Linked DNA regions of Homo sapiens: regions 1, 2, 3 and 4 are each linked to region 5. The links are chromatin loops, found by intact Hi-C in ENCODE. Cell type or tissue: PC-3. All regions are shown on one strand.

What was found. Peaks named below come from ENCODE experiments on the same cell type or tissue, not always from the same donor. Only the 100,000 strongest peaks of a DNase experiment are listed, where the experiment ranks them.
Region 1: a loop joins it to region 5, with 2.3 times the contacts of the local background. A loop is called at or near these places in 7 of 110 quality-filtered maps.
Region 2: it touches region 5 in a loop (15-fold over the local background); 46 of 110 quality-filtered maps call a loop at or near these places.
Region 3: a loop joins it to region 5, with 5 times the contacts of the local background. A loop is called at or near these places in 18 of 110 quality-filtered maps.
Region 4: it touches region 5 in a loop (10-fold over the local background); 3 of 110 quality-filtered maps call a loop at or near these places.

The regions. Positions count from the first base shown.
Region 1 is chr3:161,322,253-161,327,252 of GRCh38, reverse strand. It overlaps the pseudogene EEF1GP4. Among named protein-coding and RNA genes, the nearest start is that of SPTSSB, 47 kb to the left of the region's middle. In PC-3, no CTCF peak of the experiment used is centred here; a DNase peak (open chromatin) is centred at 3,122; H3K4me3 peaks cover 353 bases; H3K27ac peaks cover 2,668 bases.
Region 2 is chr3:161,406,394-161,411,393 of GRCh38, reverse strand. LOC107986150 (a long non-coding RNA gene) reads right to left here. Exons shown (of 3, transcript XR_007096152.1): 3 at 1-5,000. Among named protein-coding and RNA genes, the nearest start is that of LINC02067, 18 kb to the left of the region's middle. In PC-3, a CTCF peak has its summit at 2,183; DNase peaks (open chromatin) are centred at 1,343, 2,163 and 4,043; H3K27ac peaks cover 5,000 bases.
Region 3 is chr3:161,102,124-161,107,123 of GRCh38, reverse strand. B3GALNT1 (beta-1,3-N-acetylgalactosaminyltransferase 1 (Globoside blood group)) reads left to right here and starts at 1,775. Exons shown (of 5, transcript NM_003781.4): 1 at 1,775-1,889; 2 at 2,718-2,805; 3 at 3,607-3,697. It overlaps LOC124909453 (a long non-coding RNA gene), which reads right to left and starts at 2,443. Exons shown (of 2, transcript XR_007096147.1): 1 at 2,239-2,443; 2 at 1-553. RefSeq lists silencers at 1,871-1,960, 1,971-2,220. In PC-3, no CTCF peak of the experiment used is centred here; a DNase peak (open chromatin) is centred at 2,373; H3K4me3 peaks cover 2,948 bases; H3K27ac peaks cover 1,487 bases.
Region 4 is chr3:161,369,453-161,374,452 of GRCh38, reverse strand. It overlaps SPTSSB (serine palmitoyltransferase small subunit B), which reads left to right and starts at 2,936. Exons shown (of 3, transcript NM_001040100.2): 1 at 2,936-3,018. RefSeq lists enhancers at 2,354-2,908, 2,909-3,463. In PC-3, a CTCF peak has its summit at 2,565; DNase peaks (open chromatin) are centred at 1,432 and 2,882; H3K4me3 peaks cover 4,068 bases; H3K27ac peaks cover 4,143 bases.
Region 5 is chr3:161,272,447-161,277,446 of GRCh38, reverse strand. The region is part of intron 1 of LOC105374187 (a long non-coding RNA gene); the gene reads right to left. Among named protein-coding and RNA genes, the nearest start is that of NMD3, 54 kb to the right of the region's middle. RefSeq lists an enhancer at 2,605-2,654. In PC-3, CTCF peaks have their summits at 2,361, 2,561 (motif pointing right), 3,429 and 3,635 (motif pointing left); DNase peaks (open chromatin) are centred at 2,556 and 3,636; H3K27ac peaks cover 2,202 bases.

The sequences.
Region 1 (5,000 bases), 50 kb before region 5:
AAAACAAAGGGAAACTGTTCAGGGCACTGGCCTAGGCAAAGACTTGACAGCTAAGACTCCAAAAGCACAGACAATGAAAACAAAAATAGACAAATTGAACTTTATTAAATTAGAAAGCTCCTGCATAGCAAAGGAAACAGTAAATGGAGTGATGAGACAACCTATAGAATGGGAGAAAATATTTGCAAACCATCATCTGACAGGAGACTGATATGCAAAATACACAAGTGTGATAAAAATGGACCAAGATGCCACATGATTCCAGAACAATTGGAAAAGTCATATTTCTTGTGAAGAGTATCTTAGAAATAATTATGCAGAGAAGATATAGATGTACACAAGTCACTTGCCTGTTTTAGTCATTTATCCCCTTGTGGACTTTGGGTTTAAGATCCCCAGCTTAGTTTTTGTATCTATAATTTCATCCATGGGTACAGATCACCCCTGAGGCTTAAATAAAATATTTCCTACCTCAAGAGATAGTCTTATTTTCTTTCTTTCTATTTTTTTTTCAGTGAAACTCTGAGCTTTTTATGGTGGCAATGTGCCTAGAACCAGCTCCATGCCAAAATTTTTACTCACATTTTCTTATTTCTCAGTTTCCTTTGTTTCTAGCCATGTAACCCAGTTCTGACCAATAAGATGTAGGCAGAACATGCTGCTGACTTGAGGAATTTTAAATTTCTCTGTAGAAGGGACATACAATTGGTTTGGCCCTTGATCATTTCCCCTTCTTCCTGCTTTGAAGTGGACAAATTATCTGGAGATGCAAACGCCATTTTGTACTTGTGAGGAGATAGCCACAAAGACAAAAGCCAGCTTGTGAAGGATGCTTAGCAGAAAGTAAAGCAAGAGTCTAGACCCTTGGGTGCAGTTGTGTAGCTAAACCAATTGCCAGTAATTGCATAGGTTTGGTAATATGAGAAAAATAAACCCTTCATGTTTAAGTCATGTTGGTCAGCTTTTCTGTTACTTGCAGCCAAATGCATTCTTGATTTGTTTTTCTTCCCTTCTCTTTCTCTGAAGAATCACCATGATGGCTTAGATCCTGTACACATATGCTGAAAACTGGAGGGCCTTCAAAGCCCTCATCACTGCTCAATACAGCAGGGCTCAGGTCTGCATGCTCTCTGCACCATCCCCACTTCCACTTTGGCCAAACCAATCACAAACCTAAATTTCTTTTCAAATTTCCTGCTGGCAAGATTCCAGCATTTGATGGTGACAGTGGAGCCTGTGTGTTTAAGAGTAATGTCATTACCTACTGTGTGAGCAATGAGGAGCTGCAGGAAAGTACTCCAGAAGCAGAAGCCCAGGTGGTGCAGTGGATAGGCTTTGCTGATAACAACATAGTGCCCTTAGCCAGTACTTGGTTGTTCCCTACCTTGGGCATCGTGCACCACAACAAATAGGCCACTAAGAATGCAAAAGAGGACATGAGGTGAATTCTGGAGCTGCTGGATGCTCACTTGAAGATGAGGACTTTTCTGGTGGGTGAATGAGTAACTGGCTGACATCACAGTTGTCTGCACCTTGTTATGGCTCTATAAGCAGGTGCTGGAGCCTTCTTTCCACCAAGCCTTTCTCAGTATCAACCCTTGGCTCCTCATCTGCATTAACCAGACCCAGTTGCGGGCTGTCTTGGAATAAGTGAAACTGTGTGAGAAGATGGCCCAGTTTGATGCTAAAAATTCTACAGAGAGCCCGACTAAAAACGACACCCATGGAAAGGGAAAGGTTCGTTAAAAGAGAAGCAGACGCCTCAGGCTGAACAGAAAGAGGAAAAAGTGTGGCTTCCCTTGCTTCTGAGGAGGAGATGGATGAATGTGAGCAGGCACCGGCTGCTGAGCCCAAGGCCAAGGGCCTCTTTGCTCAGCTGCCCAAGGGTACTTTTGTGTTGGGTGAATTTACACCCAAGTGCTCCAGTGAGGACACACTGTGTCACTGCCATATTTTTGGAAGCACTCTGTTAAGGATGGCTGGTCCCTATGGTTCTCTGAGTATCACTTCCCTGAAGAGCTCACTCAGACCTTCATGAGCTGCAACCTCATCACTGAAATGTTCCAGTGACTAGACAAGCTGAGGAAGAACACCTTTGCCGTGTCATCCTCTTTGGAACCAACAATAGTAGCTCCATTTCTGGAATCTGGGTCTTCAGAGGCCAGGAGCTTGCCTTTCCCCTGAGTCCAGATTGGCAGGTGGACTACAAGTCATACACGTAGCAGAAACTGGATCCTGGCAGTGATGAGACCCAGATGCAGGTTCAAGAGTACTTTTCCTGGGATAGAGCCTTCCAGCATGTGGGCAAAGCCTTCAATCAGGGCAAAATCGTCAAGTGAACATCTCTTGCCATCACCCAGCTACCTGAACCTTTGTTTCAGGGAGATGAGGGTCATTAAAGAAAACTGAACATTGAGAAAAAAGAAATGCTTCAATATTTTATTAATTCTATAATAAAACAAACAGCTGTGCAATCATTTTGATAGATGGCAACTCAGCCTCCATGTCTGACAAAAATAGTGGGGTTAGGGAAGGGACAATCATGACCTGGCTCTGTCCCAAATGAGCAGCTTCTATTCAGTTCCTATTGATAGTTGCTATGCTGGAATGTTATTTGATTTTTTAAAAGAAATCAGAAATGTGGATTTTTATGTGAAATCTCACAATTCAATATTAATAATGAATTTGGAAGTTTCAGACTCCCCAAATGGCCTCAGGAAGGCTAAAAGTTTTTTGACCTCTGAGAGCAGGTGTCAAGGACAAGAACCCTTACCACAGGCCAAGCCCAGCAACTGCCTCTAAGTTTCCTTTCCCAGTGCAGATGCCAGCCTTCTCTGTGGGCATATTCCTTTTCCACTTCACAATGTCTAGATAGTCTCATCAACCTTGACAAACAAATAAGTCTTAAGTTAGGGCACTTTTCATTCTAAAACTGGAGTCCATTTCTAAGAGCAAACTTCACTGTAGGAATTTCCAATTTTTTACTAAAGGCTAAATAATCTTTGTCATTAAAATTTATACCATTAAGATTAAAAAACAAACCCAGATATTTCTGGTTACCATAAAAAGCAAATATTGACTCACTTGATGGTGAAATGACTGCTTCTTTGTTCATTCTTTCAGTAGTTTGTTTTCATCTAGAAAGTGCTGTTTACTTTGTAAGTAATGGTCTGTTTACAGTTCAGGAAAATGATCAACTCCTTTACTTTCTCAAATTTTCCAAAGTATAACTTTAATAAATAAAGCTCTGCCTTGTCATCATGCCTTCTGATTTTCCTTTTCCCTCCTGTTGTTTTCTGTCTTCCCATTTCACTCTAGCCTTCAGCCTTTTGGTAAGCCTGTAGCAAAACCAAGAGTAATTTGACAACGAATATGCTCCTTACTTCACAAAATAATATTCTTATGGATTTATGTCACTGTAACTATCCAAAGCAACTGATAATTTCCTTGGATCATTGAGATTCTCCAATCTCAAATCTAATACTCTTTTTCTCTCATAGTGATAGAAGTGTACCTTTTGGATTCTGTTGCCTGACCTTGGTACCTGCATCTGACCTCTGCTTTTCTCATAACTGGGCCACTACGCAGCTGTCTCACCAGGTTTATAATCTCCTTCTCCTCTGAGGATCCTTTTGTCTTTCTCCTAAGTAGCAAAACAACCAATACATAACTAACAGTAAAACGAATGTTTTCAACACATGATTCTCCTCACTGCATAATATCATCTCAGCAACTCTAGCCATGTAAATGTGTCTGTTTACAGTTTATAAATCTCCAGTCTACTCTTTGAGTAATCTCTATTTGCCTTTTCTATTCATAAGCATAACACATAATACCTTTGCCTGTTTATCTAACAGTTATTACTGCTTGATGTTTCTTAATGTTTCATCGTGGTGAGAGGCATTGATTGGATCTTCCTTCAACATAGAGATGAGCCAAAATTTGCTAAGTGTATTTATTTATAATTTATATTCCTTATAGTTCCAAAATGCATTTAAGATCATTTAGATGAAAACATGTAGTTAGCTTAATTAAAATAAAAACAAAAGTTAAAAATATCTTTTAGAGTTAGGATAAGATAGCTATTGTCACAGAGCATAAAATTTGGCTTGAACTTTTTTGGCAAGCCAGGGAAAACAGAAAGTAGTACAAAGCTCTCATTATGTGATCAAATAAACTACATGAGTTCTTTCCTCAACAAATGAATGTCTGTAACAAATATTTGTGAAGGACTTACAACACCTCAGACACTACACTTACTGTGTGGATACAAAGACAGAAGATACTAAAATGACATGAAAAGGCCAATATCCGGTTTGGTAAATAGACATATAGATAATGACAATAACATGAATTAAATTTAGTGCTTGAAATCTGCACAGGGTGTTATTGAAACACTTACTTGGAGTCAAGAGTAGTTACATCTCCTGAAGAGAAGCATGTGCCATGTGCTGAGGAAAATAATGTGTATTCTGTAGCCACTGGATAAAATGTCCTATAAATATCAATTATGTCTATAGTACAGATTAAGTCCAATGTTTCTTTGTTGATTTTCTGTATGCAGATCAGTCCAGTGCTGAAAGTGGGGTATTGAAGTCTCAAGTTATTATTGTATTAGGGTCTATCTCTCTCTTTAGCTCTAATAAAATTTGCTTTATATACCTGGGTGATCCAGTGTTGGGTGCATATATAATTGTTATATCTTCTTGCTGAATTAACCCCTTTATCATAATATAGTAACCTTCTTTGCCTCTTATAGTTTTTCTCTTTAAATCTATTTTGTCTGATATAAGTATAGCTACTTCTGCTGTTTTTTGGTTTCCACTGGCATGGAATATCTCTTTCCATCCCTTTGTTTTCAGTCTGTGTGTCTTTATAGGTGATGTGTATTTCTTGAAGGCAACAGGTAATTGGGTCTTATTTTTTGGTGGTGGTTGTTTGTTGTTGTTGTTGCTGTTGATGTTTTTTATCCATTCGGCCACTCCATGTCTTTTGATTGG
Region 2 (5,000 bases), 130 kb before region 5:
TTCTATTAGTAGTAGTAGTAGTATTTCTGAGAGAGGGGCTCACTCTGCCACCCAGACTGGAGTGCAGTGTTATGATCTCGGCTCACTGCAGCCTCCACCTCTCCAGATCAAATGATCCTCCCACCACAGCCTCTCAAGTAGCTGGGACTACAGGTATGTACAACCAAGCCTAGATAATTTTTAAATTTTTGTAGAGATGGGATCTCACTGTATTGCCCAGACTGGTCTTGAACTTCTGGGCTCAAGCAATCCTCCTGCCTTGGCCTCCCAAAGTGTTGATATTGCAGGTGTAAACCACTACGCCTGGTCTATGGATGTTATTTCTCTTATTAAATCTGCCTTTTGTCAACTGACTTTCAGTGAACCTTCAGAGGACAAAGGAGAAGTTTTCCCTTGGCCCCTATACCTCCTCTTATTAAAGCATTTACTGTAAAGGCCTTACAATCATGAATCCTTCCTCTGTCCCTTTGAGATGTATATATATCTCCTGCAATTTAGGATTGTCTTTCTCAAAGATCTGAAGACCATTCTTAGAAATGTACTTGTCAGGATAGAATCCTAATTTGGGGCCATCATTGCTGGCTAGCAGACACAGCTGGCCTAGTCACATTTACACTGACCAACCCTTGGTAACTTTTTATTTGAACCCCAGTTCTCTCTCCCTCCCACTCTCTCCCTCTGAGGTGATGGATGTGTTTTATGTGATGATGACATCATGGGTGTATTTATATGTCTGGATTCATCAAGATACATACATTAGATGGGTACAATTTTTTTGTGTATCAGTTGTACCTCGATAGAGCTAAAACTAGAGAGAGAACTGATAAAACAATGTATATTACAAGTTTTTATAGCTAATTTTCAGACATAAACAATAAAGTCTTATTGGAATAATAAAAATTAAAATAAAAGACACCGCCACCTCTGCACAAACTGGAATGGAGCGCAGCTCTTTCCCTGACTGTCAGTAGTTACTGAATAAAATGTTTTCATCACTTTAATGTCAGTGGTGTTTATCTTGGACAAGTGTGAAGTTGAGACCCTGGGACAAAGGGAGGAATTTCCCTGCCAGCAATCCCTTCTTCGTGCCTCCTTCCAGTCTATCTCTTAGGCTTTGACGGGTCCCACTTTCCAGCCTCCCTACATCCACTTTCACTGCACACTACCCACTTCCATTTTTCTGTTGAGACTTTCTCCGATTAGTTGCCCCATCCAGGGTGGGTGGGTTCCCAAAGGCGGAATGCTTCCACACCCCTGGATAGGTTCTGCTGTCTGGCATATACCCTATTGCATCTGACTCCCCAAAAGACTCAGAAACTGTGGCCGAAACCAGCAGGCCCTGCCAGCAAATTAGTAACTTCCTGCTCCTCCCAGGTGCTGTGGAAAGGAGGGAAAGACTTTCTCAGGAGGGCAGAGATGGAATCATTGCTCATGGTGCCTCCTTCTTCCTCTGCTTATTTTGCATCCAGAGGATCAGAGATGTAAGAACTTGAGAGGATCTCAGAGCTCCTTTAGTACAATCTCCTCATGTGATAATTGAGGAGGTAAGATCCAGGGGTTACTACTGCTACAACCACCGCTACTGCTTTCACTTTTGCATGCATACTCTACCAGGAATTGTTTCAAATGCTTCACAAATGGCGCCATTCTTCCCATTTTACAGAGGAAGATGCTGAGACCCAGAAACTGAGTCTACCGGAGGTGATGTAGCTAAGTAGCAGAGGTGAAATTCAAACCCATTGAACAAAAAAAACCAAATCCCCAAACGTCTCACAAGCGTGAAACTTAAAATGATCCACAATTTTTAGTAAAATATTAAGAACACCGTCCTATTTCGTTAGATACATTACTTTTTAATGTGCAAAATGGTCAGCCCTGAGGGTATGGGAAAAGGGGCTGTGAGTATAGTTAGAAATTAGTACAAAAAAGTTTTCTGTAGACTTCCTCATAATCACATTTTCCTTCAATTTGGCTGAATTTCAGTAACAGTTGATTTAATATATGAAAATGGTAAGGTAATATGTTATCATCCTGAGAAAGGCTGATGCTGTAAATCCTGTTGTGACAAAAGGCTGTTGTGACAAAAGGCTCATGCTGTAAATCCTGTGTGTCAAATAAGTCACACTTCAGTGAAAGACTAATTCAGCAAAGAATTTTGCAAATATCGCAAGTTCCATAAGGGGGCAACATGGGGCCGTTACATAGGGAAGACATCTCTTCAAAAAACTGTAATTCCTCTCTTTAACCTCCAAATTTTCCAGAGATCGAGTTGTTCACTCCAAAAATAATATTCCAGGAATTGACTTTAAGAATATTGCCCAGAATTTCAAGCTCTGTGAAACTTTTCATGACAATCATAGCTAAATAGCAAAATAATCGAGAAATGTAATAACTGAAGTTTGACCTTGGGCAAGTCTTTTGGCCCCTTTGGGTCTCCACATTCACATTTGTAAAATGACACTAACCCCACTCACATCTGTAAAACAGCATTAATCCCACCTGCACCATTTACCACAGAGGGAAGGTGCTAATTCCCAGTGTAATGCTATGTCTGCAGATGTAAGATTTTTTTGTTTTGTTTTGTTTTGTTTTGTTTTGTTTTGTTTTGAGACAGGGTCTCAGTCTGTTGCCCAGGCTGGAGTGCAGTGGCAAGATCTCGGCTCACTACAACCTCTACTTCCCAGGCTCAAGCGATCCTCCCACCTCAGCCCCCCAAGTAGCTGGGATTACAGGTGCACACCACTCATGCCCGGCTAATTTTTATATTTTTTGTACAGACTTGGTTTCACCATGTTGGCCAGGCTGGTCTCGAACTCCTGACCTCAAATGATCCACCCACTTTGGCCTCCCAAAGTGCTGGGATTACAGGCATGAGCCACCGTGCCTGGTCTGCACATGTAAGATTTTAAGATTTTATTAAACATACAATTAATTCAAATAGATTGTTGGGTTACCTGTTTGGATCCACATCCTAAAGATAACATATGCTTAGAAGCATAAAGCAGGAGGTAACCAACAGCCTGCAGCTTGAGTCCCTAAGACCCATATGTACAAGAAAATCAAAGTCTCAGGTAAAACCCTTACTCAACTGCAGCTTCCCCCAGCAGGGATTAGGGACCACATGTTGGAATGCACGATGTTTTGAAACATTGCTCAGAACCAGTGGGGCCTGGGTGGGCAAGCTCTTTCAGTGTTGGATTTTCCTGCGGGTCTCCAGAAACTGATAGCCTGTATACATACCTAGCGCCAATAACCATAGATACATTATAGATTAAAATTATGTACCTAAAACTTGCCTCATGATGCAGTTAACTTTTCCAAGATGATTTTATCAGCTTTTATGAAAATCATGTTGTGCCATGTTAAGTTACTTAATAATGTGCCTGCTCTTCACTTTAAAGGTAGAAACTTTCGGTGCTGTTAAATCGTAGCACTTCTTGACAACACCTGTTGATGTAAATGATTCAACCGTGAGTCCCTTGCTTTGTAAATCATATTCTAGAACAACTAGCTTCTTACATTGCCTTCAAGTTTATGATTTTATGCAAGTATACTTGTATAAAACTCTTTTAGAATTTAGAATTCTATGTACATTTTCTCCTCACTTGTTTATCTTCAGAACTAATTCTGAAAGCATTTTGAAATTCCATCATTCAAGGTTCTTTGCCCTCTATGAAGGTAGTTTTTTTTTTAACCAGTCTCAAAATAAAAGATACTGAAAATGAAATGAATCAAACAACTTGGAGATTCCTAGCAAATCCCCGGGGTCTAGTGACCCCGAGCAAGGGTCACTAGAGAAATTGTAGGGGCAAAAACAGGGATTTAGCCTAAACCATAAGAATGATTAAAAAAAAATCTCTTTAGCATTTTATAAAGGTGTTATACATTCTAGAGAAAAGGATGAGAATCCATTCCATTCTAAAAATTCATCAGTTATCAGTAAGGGTAGGAAAAAATATGTAACCCTTAGTCAGAGTCATAATAGTCCCAACCCTTGAGAAAAAAAAAAAAACAATATGTTAGACTTGGTTCATCCATCTGCTGAGCCAATATTTGCACATTCAAAACTTGCAGGTATCAAATGTACATATTTGCTTTGAAAAGAATTTTTGGAGCTGGGAAAGAGTCTATTCTAAGTAGCAAATACTTAACATCTCCTGACATTTATTCCACTGTAAATGAAAATTTTTCAAGAGAAATTAGAATTATTATCATTTTAAGGGTTCTTACTATTGTGCTGAGAACCCCACAGCTGGGAACAACAGAATTCTTATGCTTCTGGATCCCACACTCCTCCACTAAGTTGCACTTTTGATTTCATTCAGAAATCAAAAAGTGCAAAAGTGAACTCTGGCAAAGTGCAAAAGAAAGTTCTTAGGAAGCAAAGGTTCTATTTGTATTTAAAGAACATTCCATGACAATGATGGTGTGATAGAAAAGGGCCATGTTTTAGGCAGCAAAAATAAAGACATAGATTATGATAAAAATTTATGCTATTTGGGGAAGAATCAACAGCATGTTTGAAATCAGAGCTTTCCTAGACCCAGGTTGTGGCTCTGGAGTTAACAGCCCCTCTCACAAGGCACTTTGGTGTGTGGCTACAGGAAGTGAGGAAGTGGTGGCATCAACCACAGCCTTCTTTTGTTAGGCTCCAGCTAAACACATGCATACACACGTGAAAACAATGGCCAAAATTCCTCAGACACTGGGAAATATTAATTTAATGCATAATAAAATTTTGCATGCAATCCCTCCTGCCAAGGCTATCCTTGCCCTTTGTTAGGCATCCCTCTTAGTCCATTTGTGCTGCTATTAAAAAAATACCGGAACCGGGATAATTTATAAAAAATAAAAATTTATTGTCTCACAGTCTGAAGGCTGGAAAGCCCAAGATCAAGGTGCTGGTAGGTTCAGTTTCAAGTGAGGGCCTGTTCCTCATAGATGGCACTGTCTAGATGTCTGCAACATGTTAGGAAAGATGGAAGGACAAAAAAGAAGAT
Region 3 (5,000 bases), 170 kb after region 5:
AGGCCACCTTGGACTTTCAGCTTAGCTGATTCTCCAGTTCAGGGATCAGCAAACTACAGCCTGTAGGCCATAGCCTGCTTCTGTATGGCCCTTGAGCTATGAATAGCTTTGGGTTTTTAATAGTTTATAAAAATTAAATAAAAAAGAATATGTGACAGAGACAAAGTCTAAAATATTTACTATCTGATCCTGTTTTACAGAAAACTTGGCCAACCCCTGCTACAGCTGAATGTATCTATACGAGTGAGCCAAATCAAAACCAGAGAGGAACCACATAACCAACCTTCAGAATTATGAGAAATATTAAATTGACATTTTTGCAAGCAACTATATTTTGGGAGAGTTCGATCTGCAGCAATAGATGACTCAATCACAAGCTGATAAATGCTACACAAAGAAAAAGGAGACTGCTTCAAAGGAAATAATCTCATAAAGGTTTTGGGCCTTTTTGTCTCACTTACTTCATTTAGGAGAATTTCTTACCCCAATCTGTTGTCCATGGCTCTGCTTTGCATTCCAGGGAAGTTTTGGCAGCTATGAGCACATATACCTGCTGGTTACTCAAAGGACATTCAAAACATTTTAAAAATGAGTATTGAAATACAACTTTTCTAAAATTTTAAGAAACGGAATTTGTAAAATATAGTATTAATGCCCTAAAGCATTCTTCCAAATAAGAGGTCTATTTTTTCAGCATATTAATCTATCTGCAGTGAAACCTGTCTGGTTTTGTTATTAATGGACCTCCTTGACTTAGTGAGGTGAACTGTCAGCCCAGGTAGGGTGAAGAATGGCTGTGATAAAGGCGTGCAGCAGGGCAGCAATCACTTTACCCTCTGCAAAGGACACAGCTACCTGCCAAGGCTGGAACCAGGAAAACAATCTCAACCATAATTTAGATCTGATTATTATAATTTAGATCTGATTATTTATGCAGTGTCAACTAAGTCCTTGACTTACACTGCTACTATCTAAACTTACTTTTGTTGTATATCCATTTTGATCTCTATATTCACCCCTATTATTTTCAGAGAACCTTCAAACTATCCTAAGTAATTTTGCAGAAAAAGGCTATAAGGAAGAAGCAGTCAGGCCAAAGAGTCAGTAAACAAAAAGAAATGGTGGGCCACGTTTAGTCTTGATGCAAATGTGTGGGTTACAATCAGGGGTGGTGCTCATGGCTGAGCTTGGTAGTGGTTAAATACATGATCCAGACCCACTTGATTTTGAGGAAAGGACCAGTACAATCAATACTGCACATCTTGGTAAAAGGAGTTTGAGGAGATGGATCTGGGAGTTTAGGTCAGCTATGCTCAGGTGTACAAAAGCAACTCCCTGGGACTCCCATCCATACACAGGCCATTGAAACCTGACGTGTCTCTCTTACCCCCATTCCATTCCCCATCGATTCCGGAAGAAGAACTGGCATTTCTTCTGAGACAGCAAAGAACTCCTCCTAAGATTTCCTCTTTCCTAATTAGTTCTGTATGAAGTTTAACAAGAAAATCCCTCCAGGGCCGCCTCGAGGCCATGCACTCACGCAGTTTGGAAAGACGACCAGGGAAAAAGGATCTCAAACAAAAATTCTAGCTCGACGTCTGCCACTAAGTTGTCTAATTTTGGCCAGCATCAACTAAAGGCATACATAACACGGCCGTGCTCGGAATGCAAGGTGACCGCGAGGACCCAGAGGGCGCGCCATGCGAGCTCACAGGGCTGGGGGCCGCCTGGGCCCGCGCGTGCAGCCAGGGGCTTCCGGCCGCGGCCCTGGCGCGTGGTCTGCGCGCGCCCGGCCGTGCGTGCGGATGCGGGGAGGCTGCGTGTGTGCGCAGGGAGAGAACGCCGGCCACCTTCCCGCTTCCGAGCTGGGTGCGCGCCGAGCACAGGAGGTGAGTGAGAAGGGCGGCCCTGCAGGGTCTCCGAGGCGGTTGAGTCCTGCCACTGGGTGGAGGGTATAGCCACCGGACCCGCCTTTCCCGGAACGCGCCGTCCTCGGAAACGCCTAGACCCCGGCAGCTAGGCCGGGAGGCACCGCCCACTCCTCTAGAGCGGAGCGTGGCCCAGGTTGAGCCGCCGCACCGTGGGTCTCGGGTCTCGGTGACGAGCAGCTGCCCGCCTCCGGTGAGCGCGGGAGAAGGGGCCCAGTGGGGCAGTGGGCGACGCGGAGGGCCCAGGCCCAGGCCGCGGCCGCGCCGCATCCGCTGGTTGTCCACCTTGCCTTGCCCCAGGGTGCAATACCTGCCTTGCGTCGCCCGTGCCGCTCCAGCCACCGTCAAATCCGGGTAGCGACCCGGGGCGTTTGCAGCGGTGCCGAGGAAGAGGACGGGAACGGTGTTACGGTATTGGTGGGCCCCTAACAGGCCTGCGGCGAACGCTTTCCCGGAGCGCTAGGGAAGGGCCCCGGCGCAGGGATGTCGGAGGGATTGGGAAGGAATGTGAAACTAAGTGGGGAATGTGGAGAACGGGCGGAGAGAGAAGGAAATCCCACGGGGCTAGGGCTACAGGATTCCTACAGGCAGTGTTAAGGAACATACAGGGCGTTTTAAAAAGATTCCTAGAGGTGCAACGGAGTCTCACTTTTCCAAGCAGTAAGGAATGATGCCATCCTCAAGTACGGGTAGTCTTTGAATTCAGTATCCGTTCGCCTTCTTAATGTTGGATTTAGGAGGGAGATTTGCAGGGCTTTCATGATTTTGTTTCCTCTGCGTTTTGCACAGATTGCCTGCGTTTAGGAGGTGGCTGCGTTGTGGGAAAAGCTATCAAGGAAGAAATTGCCAAACCATGTCTTTTTTTCTGTTTTCAGAGGTAAGGAAAATTTGGGTTTGCAGTGTTCAACTGGGAACAAGTTTTTTAGCTTCTCCCAGGAGGCTTAAGCAAAAGAAGGGCGCTGAATTTGTGCTCTTAGTATGCATGTGTCGATGCCTGATAAAAGCACAAATTACTGAACGCGTATCAGTCTGGAGAACAGAATCGTTTATTACTAACAGATAAGAGACTATGACTTTTTTCCCCTCATAGACTAAAATGTTCGTTCAAATGAATGGCCATTGGATAACTCCAGACCTGAAAATAAACACTGTTGTCAAAACAGCATCCAGGCCGGGCGCGGTGGCTCACGCCAGTAATTCCAGCACTTTGGGAGGCCGAGGCGGGCAGATCACCTCAGGTCGGGAGTTCGAGATCGGCTTGGCCAACGTGGTGAAACCCCGTCTCTACTAAATATACAAAATTAGCTGGGTGTGGTGGCACACACCTGAAATCCCAGTTCCTCGGGGGGCTGAGGCAGGAGAATTGCTCGAACCCGGGAGGCAGAGGTTGCAGTGAGCCGAGATTGTGCCATTGCACTCCAGCCTGGGCAACAGAGTGAGACTCCATCTCCAAAACAAACAAAAAACAAAAAAACAGTGTCCAAGTATAATTTCAGATTAGAGCATGAGGTGATTTGAAAGCGAGAAGAGAGGATCAAGGCTTTTCCAAAAATGAAAAAAGTGTTGATATGTAATAAATGGCTCCAAAAACAACTTGCTAAGTATACAACATTGATTTTAGATGTCATAATTCCTAATGTTATGACTCATATATATTTTTTTCTGTTCTTCTGTTCAGTAGTTCACAACAGATCTGAGTGTTTTAATTAAGCATGGAATACAGAAAACAACAAAAAACTTAAGCTTTAATTTCATCTGGAATTCCACAGGTAAGTTCATCTACTTTTAACTTATAAATTATCCTAATTGGTTAAAAATGCCCATAATAATGCCCTTTACAAGGTTTTAAGTATCGTTGATGCAGCCACGAAGTTTGTTGTATATTCTAGTACGATTCTTTCATCAGAGGATTTGAAGAAATTCAAGAGTGAAGCTCTACTAAGCCATTTTGGATAATATATTTTTTTCTTTTTTCTTGCTTGAAAAATAGAGACAAGGCCACTTTATGTTTCCCAGGCTGGACTGGAACCCCTGGGCTCAAATGATCCTCCTACCTAAGCCTGCAGAGTAGCGAGGACTTCAGGTGTGTGCCACCTCACCCGGCTCTAATAATATATATATTTTCTAAAAAATTGAATTATTAAAATACCATGGTTCTTCAGGAAAACCCAATAACTATAAAAAGTTAATTTGGTGGGTCATATTCAACTTCAAGTTCTGACTCAATTCCCTTTATGCCTAAGAAAATGCTCCATTGAGTACTTTTTCTCTTTCCCCTTTGGATGGATGATGTCTCTTCTTCTTGTGCCCAGCCTCCAGCTTTGTTCCATCCACCATTGGATGATGCAGGTAGAACCCTCTTTTGGGAAATGTCTTTGTCCCTTTCACAACTATATCATGTCCAGACCAAAGAAGCTTTTAACAGGATGGATCATGGTTGCTCGCTATGGGGTAAACTCCCACTGTGTGGTAGATAGCCACATGGATGGGGTCAAGCACGTGGGATCAAACAGGATACTCTTAATGACCTTGCACAACAGATACATTCAAAAGTTACAGTTCATTTAACAGCAGGCTGTTTGGCAAACATCTCTCTTGGGACTATGGACAATGCTTTTATACTAATAAAAAATTGTATATTATAAATACTGATTTGCTTTTGTTACCAGTCCTTTTGGCATATTGTGAATTAGAGGCTAGGGGAAGATGAGAGGATGAGCTAGAAATACGGCAGTTTGTAGGGGGCGCATCAGCATGGGGAAGGAAGATGAAGCCACAGAACATCTGTAGGGTAGGGCCCCAAGTGCTGGAAGGTTGGGAGATTTGGCTGGGGAGATAACCTGCACTCCTTGAATCTCTGAGACATTAAGGAACTAAAAGAAAGCTAGAGTAGGTTATCGGTTTCCCACCCCATGTATTTCTGACTCTGAACACAGGTAGGTAGGTAGGATCTCATTGTCTGTTGCTTCTCTTTCTGTGTCTGTTATCTGGAACTATATTTAGCTATTTTGTTTCCAGAGTTTGTTTTCAAGAATGGAGTTACCACTTTCTATGCAAAAGCAGAATGGAGTA
Region 4 (5,000 bases), 97 kb before region 5:
CTTTTCTAGATTTATTTCTTGATCTTTCCAGAGAATATTTTTTTCTTTTCTTGATCAAGTCTCCTTTTTCATTTTTGTTTTTGTTTTTTACTTTCCTACTTTATTATTTTCTGCTGTTATCTTTATTAGTTAACATAATTCTTTCACAATTTTTTCTAAGTCTCCTTGTACATTGTTTTGCAATAAAGACACTTAGTGTGTAATTTCATAGATTGTTTGGCTTTTCTGTATTCTCTCAATTTTGTTATGTAGGGTTTTTGTTTTTCTTCTGTTCCTAAAGAGTTTGTAATTTTCCCATTTGTGCTTTTTAATACAGATTCAAAGCATCTTTAAATTTCCAATAGTATATCAATCAGGGTAAATGTTTGTTGTTAATTTTATCCTTATTGTATTTTGATGGATGATGTGGTCTGTATGACTTCTGCCTTTTAAAATGTGTTGACCTAAGCCTGGACATCAAAATGAGACCCCTTCTCTAAGGAATTTAAAAAATAGCTGGGTGTACTGGCACGTGCCTGTAGTCTCACCTACACAGGAGGCTGAGGCGGGAGGATCACTTGAGCCCAGGAGGCTGAGACTGCAGTGAGCTGTGACTGTGCCTCTCCGCTCCAACCTGGGCGACAGAGTGAGACCCTGTCTCCAAAATAAAAATAAAAATAAAAGTGTTGACCTATAGTTTGTGATCTAGTTAAGTTTCGAGAATGTTCTATAGTTGTATGGAAAACATGTTAATATGTATTCTCCGTTTGGAGGTGCTAAGATATTCATAAAGATGTTCCTGTGTGTGGTTATAATACGTGTATGTTATTTAAGATTATTTTTAATGGTCTGAATACATCTGCCAGCTGTGCCAGTTTCCCCCAACCTCCAGTTGGAGTAGTTGCAAGGTCTCATATCCATTTCACAAACCTTTGCCAAGAAGGTCTATTTCTATATTTCCACAAATGTGCAATCACAGTATGGAGGGTGGAGTGTCACAACTAAGTGGGGGTAAATAGATAATGAAAAATAAGATTTACCAGTGTAAATAGAATTGGCCTCACCAACATGGCCTTGGTAGTCCCCGCCAAGTCCTTTCTTAGGGTTTCTATTTCCTGATCTACATGCCCTGAGTGGTCATATCTACCCTGCCAATATTGCAAGGTGTGTCGCGAGAAGCCAAAAGATAAGGAATGTGACCAACATAAAGTGATAAAGAAATAAATAACACTAGCAGTGGTTGCTGCTATTTAGACACGGGAGCAGAAGGAAATGATAACTACGTAAAATGGCTAACACGGGCCCAAGCAGGTGCTCTGTTTCTATTGGTTCCCTTCCCTGCCCCCATCTACCTTTAGCTTCCTCTGGGGACATCCTCCCTCCTGCATGGAGACACCACCGCCCAATAACGTGAGCCTCCCTCTTCGTAATAGCCCTGGCAGTGTGGAACCCGCTGAAAGCGCGTTGTGAGGATGAGCAGAGACCTGCCAGCAGCTAAAATTCGCGCTTTAACACAATCAGCCCTGGCCGAGCATGTGCAGTGTCTCCTCCTTCGGCAGTGGGGGCTGATGGGCAGATACTGCCCAAATGCTCATTCATCAAAAGAGGCTTTCGCTCCCGGACTCCCCTGGGCCTCGAGCAGAAAGCGTCTCGGCCACGGAGATACAGAACCGGGAGCCTTCAAGGTCCTCCGCCACTCTCAGCAAGCCCTGCTCTCGATGGAGAGGAGATCGCTGGGTGATGGATGTGGGCTTCCAGGGAAGGTGCTCGCGCTGGTCCCGAGCCCTCCGGGGAAGATATTCGAGCGCGGAGCGTAAGCGCAGGGCACGCCAGCCCCGGGAGCCGCGGGAGCAGGCGCCGCGCGTCTCTGCACCACCGGGCCGCCTCCCAGCCTTCTTTCCCCAGTTTGCCCTCCTGCCGCAGTCCGGGCCGAGATTAATTCTCTGCACTTGTGAGTGGGCACACACAAGTTCTCCGGGCACGATCCTTTCATCTATTTCCCTGGGGGAGTCCACCTTTTTAACGATTAACCTCCTAGCTACCGCGGGCAAGGTGGCAGGATGCGAGTGGGGCGGGGAGGGGCGTTTCACACGTTCAGAGGCACCAAAATTAGCTGCCAGTGCTAAAAGGCTTTGCTTTCTTCGGTTTTTGACAAATAAATGGGGTGGGATGCTTGCTTGGCCGCCCGCTGCCCCAGCCCGAGCCCTGGGCTCACTTAGCAGCCTGATGCCGAGTTTCAGACGCAGTCCTGCTGCGCTTACACCCGGGCTTCTTCGCCCCCTTGCCAAAGTCTGCAGCCCGATGGATGCTGGGCGCGGGCTTTCCCTGAGCGCTTTAACGCAGCTTAGGCTAAAGCCCCAGAGCTCCCACCTTCTACCTCCTGTTTATCCGCCCGCCCCTCTACCACCGCCAAAGGACGTGCCCCTTCAGTAGAGTCGGGGATCCCAGCCCCAGAGCGGGGGAGGGCGCCTCCCTATCCCCTCCTCCCCGTCCCCGCCTCGGCTCGGGGTTTTACTGCAGCAGCCGGAGGTGACAGCGACGCCTCAGCCGCCTCTGTTGCTCTCGGAGCCCCGGCTTCCCCTGCACCGGGAAAGCGCCCCCTCTCGAGAGGCTGGTCCCTGGAGAACTGCGAACGAGCTGCAGAAAACCAGATTTTAAAATGTAGAAGTCGTTGGGCTGCATTCCTCCGAGGACCAGTCTGATCGCCCAGGACTAAGAGTGGCAGCGTATGAGAAGTTGGGACCATAGAGCAAGGGGGGGAGGGGAGTGTTGCAGCAGGCATTCTCTTCTGGAAGGAGTCGCTGGGAGCAGTGCGGTTGGACACAAGTTTGCGTAGGAGTGTTTTCCTTTTGTCAATAATTAATCACCGGAATTAGCCAGGTAGAATTTGAGTTTTAGCAAGAGTCCTGAGGGCGGGGCCGAACACCTAACTCCGGGAGGCTCCCAGGCGCCCGGCGCAGTGGGAAGCTCGCAGCAGCTGGGGAGGAGCCAAAGCCTCGGCGCTCACCTAAGCCGCAGGGAGATACACCCAACTGGGAGGTAAGCATCTTCCAAAATACCTACTTGAACTGTTAAGTAGCTTTAGTAGGATAGAATTCCTGTCTCTATAGGAGGAAAAAATTAATACTGAGCTTTAATGCAATTTATCAGTTTATTATTTAACTGCATTACAATTTTCAGAATTGATGGATTTTTCCATTTACCTTTCACTATGTGGGAAACTAAGATGTTTCACTCAGTAGAAGCCAAACTTTAACACTGAAACTTTCCAAACTAAAAGAAGAGAAAATTTCTTTACTATTTTCACTATTTACCTTCGTGTAGTCCATTAACGACTCAGGAAAATATCATTGGGTTGTGCTTGGTTTCCTTCTTAAATATTCATCTTTACCTAGTTCCGTGCTCCTATACAATCCCTCTCTGCCCATAAGCTACTTAAACTACTGTACTTTAGGCAATAGTACACACAAGTCACCTGCCAAAAAGTGAAGAATTTCCAACAAGGAATACATTTTAACATTCTCTTGTAAGTATTAAGCAGTATGTATTTTCTCAAAGATACTTAAGTCATCCTTTATAAGTAACCAAACTTCTTCACCAAAAGACAGCCAGCTAGAGTTAGCTAAATAGTTAACTTTGCCATGGGGATGAAGAAGGTGGGGAAATGTTTAGAGTAGCATTTTAAATATGAGTTGGACTCCAGATTTGTTTCAACTAAAGTGACATTCAACTGGTTGGCAATTCACATATGAGCCCAGTCCACAATCACATAAGGAGTTTGAAGAATTGTTAAATGTAAGAACTAGCCCCAAAGTCCAAATAACTGCATCAGGGGAGTTGGGAAAATTGTTTTTCAAAAAGATTTTGTGGTGCAGTACTTATTTTGAATTAGACAAAAATTAAGAAAGACATGGTAATTTTTGCTAGTGAAATTCTAAAATGTATACATAAAAGTGTTGAATTTTTAATAACTTGATTTCCACATCTGAATTATTCCTATGCTGTTTAAAACAGGTCATTTCGGTGACTTTCTCAAGGGCTGTGAAGGCTTTGTACATAGATAACTAGACCAAAACCAACAAGCTGTAGTATGAAATGTACTGTCACTCTCATTATCCAGATATTTATTTACAACTATTTAATGATAATAAATTAAAAATTATTTGTCAAAACAAAGCATGGTCATTCTAGAATTCGACTAGATTTGAAGTTGAAAGTCGATTTGAAGTTGAAAATCAACCAGTCCTCAACTCTCATTGGTTTTCTTAATTCACTGTAAATTTGCAAATACTTTTATAAAAACTGCCCTTTATAATTGTACAGCAATTCTATCTCTACTATGCTAATTATAAAGAGAGTTTTGCCACTATCTTACCACCAAGTATAAAAGAAACAAAATATTCATAAAAAATGATCCAAATGGGACTCACTTCCAGAATGGTGATGTGAAGAGCTTTTCAAATCCACTCCCTAAAAACAACAATAACTGGTGAAAATTATAGATAAATAACCATTTAAAGTTCCTGGTAATTGTCCTAAGGACATACAGCACGAAGAAAATATTTATTCAAGACAATCTCTTATATTTCAGTAAGAACTGCAAACAATTGTGATGCTTGAACCACAATATATTTCCCCACCCTCTCCAGTTGAGTGTGATGATGTTCCAGTAAGGATGGGTGCAGCCACTAACGCAGGGCCCCCTCTCAACCTAGATCCTCGTCTACAGTATACCCTGAGAGAAGCAGGCCACCAGCATTACTCATCATCCCCAGCTTTGTGTTTCAGAGCTCTATTCTAGATAAGAGCAACTGAGAGTTCTGAGGCTCTCTTCCTCCAACCATCCTCCACTCTTAAGACAGAAAATGAAGAACTCAACAACAAGAACACAACTCATTTAAAAGTGGACAAAAAAATTTGAATAGACATTTCTCCAAAGAGCAGGTAGAAACAGCCAATTTACACATGAGAAGGTGTTTACTAGCCATTAGTGGTTGGGGAAATGAAAATCAAATCAAAAC
Region 5 (5,000 bases):
GCCTGCCTTAACTCCCACAGATCTCTAGCAAGGTCAGGGAAATTTTCCTCAATTATTCCTTCAAATATGTTTTCCAAACTTTTAGATTTCTCTTCTTCCTCAGGAACACCAATTATTCTTAGGTTTGGTCATTTAACATAATCCCAGACTTCTTGGAGGCTTTGTTCATTTTTTTAAACTCTTTTTTCTTTGTCAGATTGGGTTAATTCAAAATCCTTGTGTCAAGCTCTGAAGTTCTTTCTTCAACTTGTTCAATTCTATTGTTGGACTTTCCAATGTATTTTGCATTTCTCTAAGTGTGTCTTTCATTTCCAGAAGCTGTGATTGTTTTTGACTTGTGATGTCTATTTCTCTGGAGATTTTCCCATCCATATCCTGTAAAATTTTTTAAATTTCTTTAAACTCCTATTCACCTTTCTCTGGTACCTCCTTGAGTAGCTTACTAATTGACTTTCTGAATTCTTTTTCTGGCAATTGAAAGATTTCTTCTTGGTTTGGATCCATTGCTGGTGAGCTAGTGTGATCTTTTGGGGTATTAAAGAACCTTGTTTTGTCATATTACCAGAATTGTTTTGTTGGTTCCTTCTCATTTGGGTAAACTATATCAGAGAAATATCTGGGACCCAAGGGCTGCTCTTCAGATCCTTTTGTCCCGTGGAGTGCTCCCTTAATGTGGTGCTCTCCCCCTTTCCCTAAGGATGGGGGTTCCTGAGAGCTGGACTGCAGTGATTGTTATTTCTCTTCTGGGTCTATCCACCCAGCAGAGCTACCAGGCTCCAGGCTGGTACTGGAAAGTATCTGCAAAGAGTCCTGTGATGTCATCTGTCTTCAGGTCTCTCAGCAGTGGATACCAGCACCTGCTCTGGTGGAGGTAGCCGGGGAATAAGGTGGACTCTGTGTGGGGCCTTGGTTGTAGTTTTGTTTAGTGTGCGACTTTTCATGAATGCTAGTTGTGCTGGCAGTAAAGTTGTCACATGGACAGACTTAGGACCTCTGGTTAGCCAAGATGTCACAGGCAGTGGAGTTAGCTGTTTTTTCCTTCTTGGGGGAAGGGTTGTTATTTTATGAGTTGCTGTGTTGGTTGGCCTCCAGCCGGGAGGTGGCACTTTCAAAGCAGCATCAGCTGTGGTAGCATAGGGAGGATACAAGCTTGCCCTAGGGTCACCTGGATAAGTATTCAGGTTTCTCAGGTGGTGGGCAGGGCCATAGAGCTCCCATGAGATTATGTCTTTTGTCTTCAGCTACCAGGGCAGGTGGAGAAAGACCATCAGGTGGGGCAAGTTTAGGCGTGTCTGAGCTCAGACTCTCCTTGGGTGGGGCTTGCTGCACCTGCTGTGGGAGATATGGGTGTGTTTCTCATGCCAAAGGGATTATGGCTGTCTCTGCTGCATCAGACAAGTCTCCAAGTCAGTGAGGGAAAGCCAGCTGTGACAGGCTTCACCCAGCTCCCAGGTAGCCAGAAAGGCCAGTCTCACTCCCAGTGTGCTCCCCCAACACGGACTTTATAACCAGGCAGCTGGTGAGCAGGGCTTGGAACTGGCCCCAAGCTACAAGCCTCTCCTCTGAGAAAGCAAGCAGGGCTTTCAGGCTTCACCCCTCCTGCTGTGGCTTCTGTGCCTGTGTCTGCACTTCCCGTTTGCCCCCAACCCTGGATTCTGCCCTGGAAAATTCACACTTGGTCGAAATTACTACAAAGTTCAGCTGGAAGTTTCCTTCTTCCTGTGGTCTTTCCGCAATTCCACTGGCAGCCCTCCCCAGAGACCCCTGTGAAATAAAGTCAAAATAGGTTCCCTGGGCTTCCTTGGATGCCAGAAGTGCCTACAGGCCTTTCCTGCTGCCTCTTCTACTTTTATATTTCTCTCCACTCTCTAAATTCATTTCAGCTCTAGGTAAGGTTAAATCCCTCTCCCGTGATCCAGATTTTCAAGCTCCTCGGTGAGGATGTGTGTTCAGAGGTGGACTTTCACCCTCTCACACTTTGGGCACTCACAGTTTTTCGGCTGTTTCTTGGAGTTTGCAGTGGCAAGCCGCTTATTTCAAAGGGTCTGTGAATTCTTTCTGTTTTCCTGGTATGTTCTTGCAGCAGTTCTTGGAGCAAAAGTTCACGATGTGGTCTCCACATGCTGTTCTGTCAGTCCAAGTGGGAGCTACAAGTTAGTCCTGCCTATTCACCATTTTCCCCTGCAGGCCTCAAGACCATGTCTTTTTAAAAAATTATTTTTGATACAATCTTTCCTTGATTTATGTTGTCATTCCTAAGTACTCCTTGATTTATATTGTCATTCCTATAATGTATTCCTAAGACATTCAAGTGTCTACTATAAAATCCTAATAACTTTGTATTGACATGTTAAACACAATTAGTAGTAGGCTTAATTAGATACATATTTTTAGCTACATGATTGTCAGGACAAATGAAAGTCCCAGGGGTTGAAGGACAATTCTTGCTTCTATAGCATTGTTAGATGCGCCGAATGTTACCTAGCATGTATCCATGGCTTCTGACCAATTATTGTGACAACAAAAACACTCCCACAAATTTACAAAATGTCCCCTAGGGGGCGGTACCACTCCATTGAGAACCACTGCTGAAGGGCTTCAGAGTCTTCAATATGATAATACAAGCTGCAAAGACAGAAACAAGGATAGGATACTTTTTTTCCCCAAGTACAGGTAGTTTCTTGAAGGACTATCGCTTCACTAATCACACTTTGGGGAATGTTGGTATTGATCATTTTTAAAAGTGTATTCAATAGTAAAGGCATTCTGAGTATTGGTCACAAGTGAACAGCTGGAAGGTTCCGGAGACATGTGTCCCATGGATGGAAAGCCTGATACTTGGCTGAGTCTCTCAATGCACCAACCATACAGAAAAGATGTCATCTCTAAGAAGATAAAAGGGAAGCAGCTGATAGAGACTTTCTAGTATACTCAGATACAGACGCAGCCTGAGTCTCATTAGTGCCATTTAGAATAAATGATTTTTTTTAAGTTTCGTACTTGGAGTCCAGACTGTTGCTTTGAAGTCAGCCTTGTAGTCCTTGGACATACTCATTCATAAAACTTATTTTTCAAGGGCCATAAGTGTCTTGTAGGCCCATTTCCCAAAATGAAAGGGAACTTGTGGATCAGACCAGTGAATGAGGAAGAGAATTTTGACTATTTTTTTCATTATCAATTCAAAATATAAAATTTAAACAACGAAATGTTTATTTTCACTATTTTCCCAAGCCTGTAGATTTTATAAGTATTGAAAGACCTATTTAAATTGGAAAGTCTACATTTTAGATTTTACTTCTCCCAAACCTGGCTTTAACTCATAACCAAATGTTTACCAGAAAAATAAATAAAAGCCACGTTATTCGGGGCCTAGTGAGGCTGAAAATGTCCTGATCTCTACCTCGAGTAGAAACAGACTCAGGTAAACAATTACAGAGTAATTGGTGAGTACTGTTAGCCATAGGATCACAGAGACAAGACACTTCATCTAACTTGGAGCCTAAAAAGAGTTTCTTGAAGACTAATTAGGAGGGGACCAGAATTATCTCCTTAATTATAATGTCAATTTTAACAGATTTTAAGTATGAGAATAATGCTTCTGATTTTCAGAAGTACTTATCAGGCATTGGTGCCACCTGGTGGCCATTTTAATTGAACCTAAAATTATTGTTTAAAAGAATTAGAAGTTTTTCCCCCTTCACTGAGGGGAAAAAAATTAGGAAAACACATTTTTATTATTTTGCAACATATTTATCTTACAGTTTCTGAAATTTGGGGATCAATATTTCAATTCACTCTTACTAGATTCTCCAGTCAACCTGACTTGGGTCACTTACTAAAAGGCCATATCTCATCTTTATCCAGATTTGTGAATAGGTTAACAGTTACCACAGTATTTGTAAAATAAGTACTTGATAGTGGTAATGCAAAGAAAATTCCGATGAGATGAGCAATAAAAGATCATCAGTGTTCGATCATATTTTTTTTGTTTTTTCTGAGATGGAGTCTTGCTCTGTTGCCCAGGCTGGAGTGCAGTGGCGTGATTTTGGCTCACTGCAACCTCCGCCTACTGGGTTCAAGGGATTCTCCTGCCTCAGCCTCCCAAGTAGCTGGGACTACAGGCACGTGCCACCATGCCCGTCTAATTTTTTGTATTTTTAGTAGAGACGAGGTTTCTCCATGTTGGCCAGGATGGTCTCAATCTCCTGACTTCATGATCTGCCCACCTCAACCTCCCAAAGTGTTGGGATTACAGGCATGAGCCAATGCGCCCGACCCTCGTTCATATTTTTAAAGGCACTTCATTCAACAGTTTTTAAAGCAAAGGCCTTTACTTATTTAAAAAAATCTAAATTATGGCATCCGTGGTCCTTCCTAAACAAGACTCAGGGAAGCACAAACCTTAAAGAAAAAGAATTTATGGGCCGGGCATGGTGGCTCACGCCTGTAATCCCACTTTGGGAGGCCGAGGCAGGAGGATGGCTTGAGCCCAAGAGTTCAAGACTAGCCTGGGCAACATGGTGGGACCCCGTCTCCACAAAAAATAAAAATAAAATTCACCAGGCATGCTGGCACACACCTGTTATCCCAGCTACTCAAAAGGCTGAGGCAGGAGGATCACTGAGCCCAGGAGGTCAAGGCTACAGTGACCTGTGATGGTGCCACTACACTCCAGCCTAGGTGACAATGAGAACCTGCCTCAAAAAAAGAAAAAAAAAGGAAGAAATTTATGGCTATAACTACATCAAAGTTAAATATTTGCTTAGCAAATGACATCGTACACAAACTTAACAAACAATATATTTTCCATGTCTAAAACCAACAAAGGCTATTATATAAGAAATTTCTTCAAATCAACATGAAAGGAAAATCAAAGAGTATGAAGAAATACTGACCAGGATGGAAACTAAATAACCATTGAGTAATATGAAAGGATACTCAGCATGTAATCAAATAAATATAATTAGAATATCACTTTATACCTATCAAAAATTAGGGGG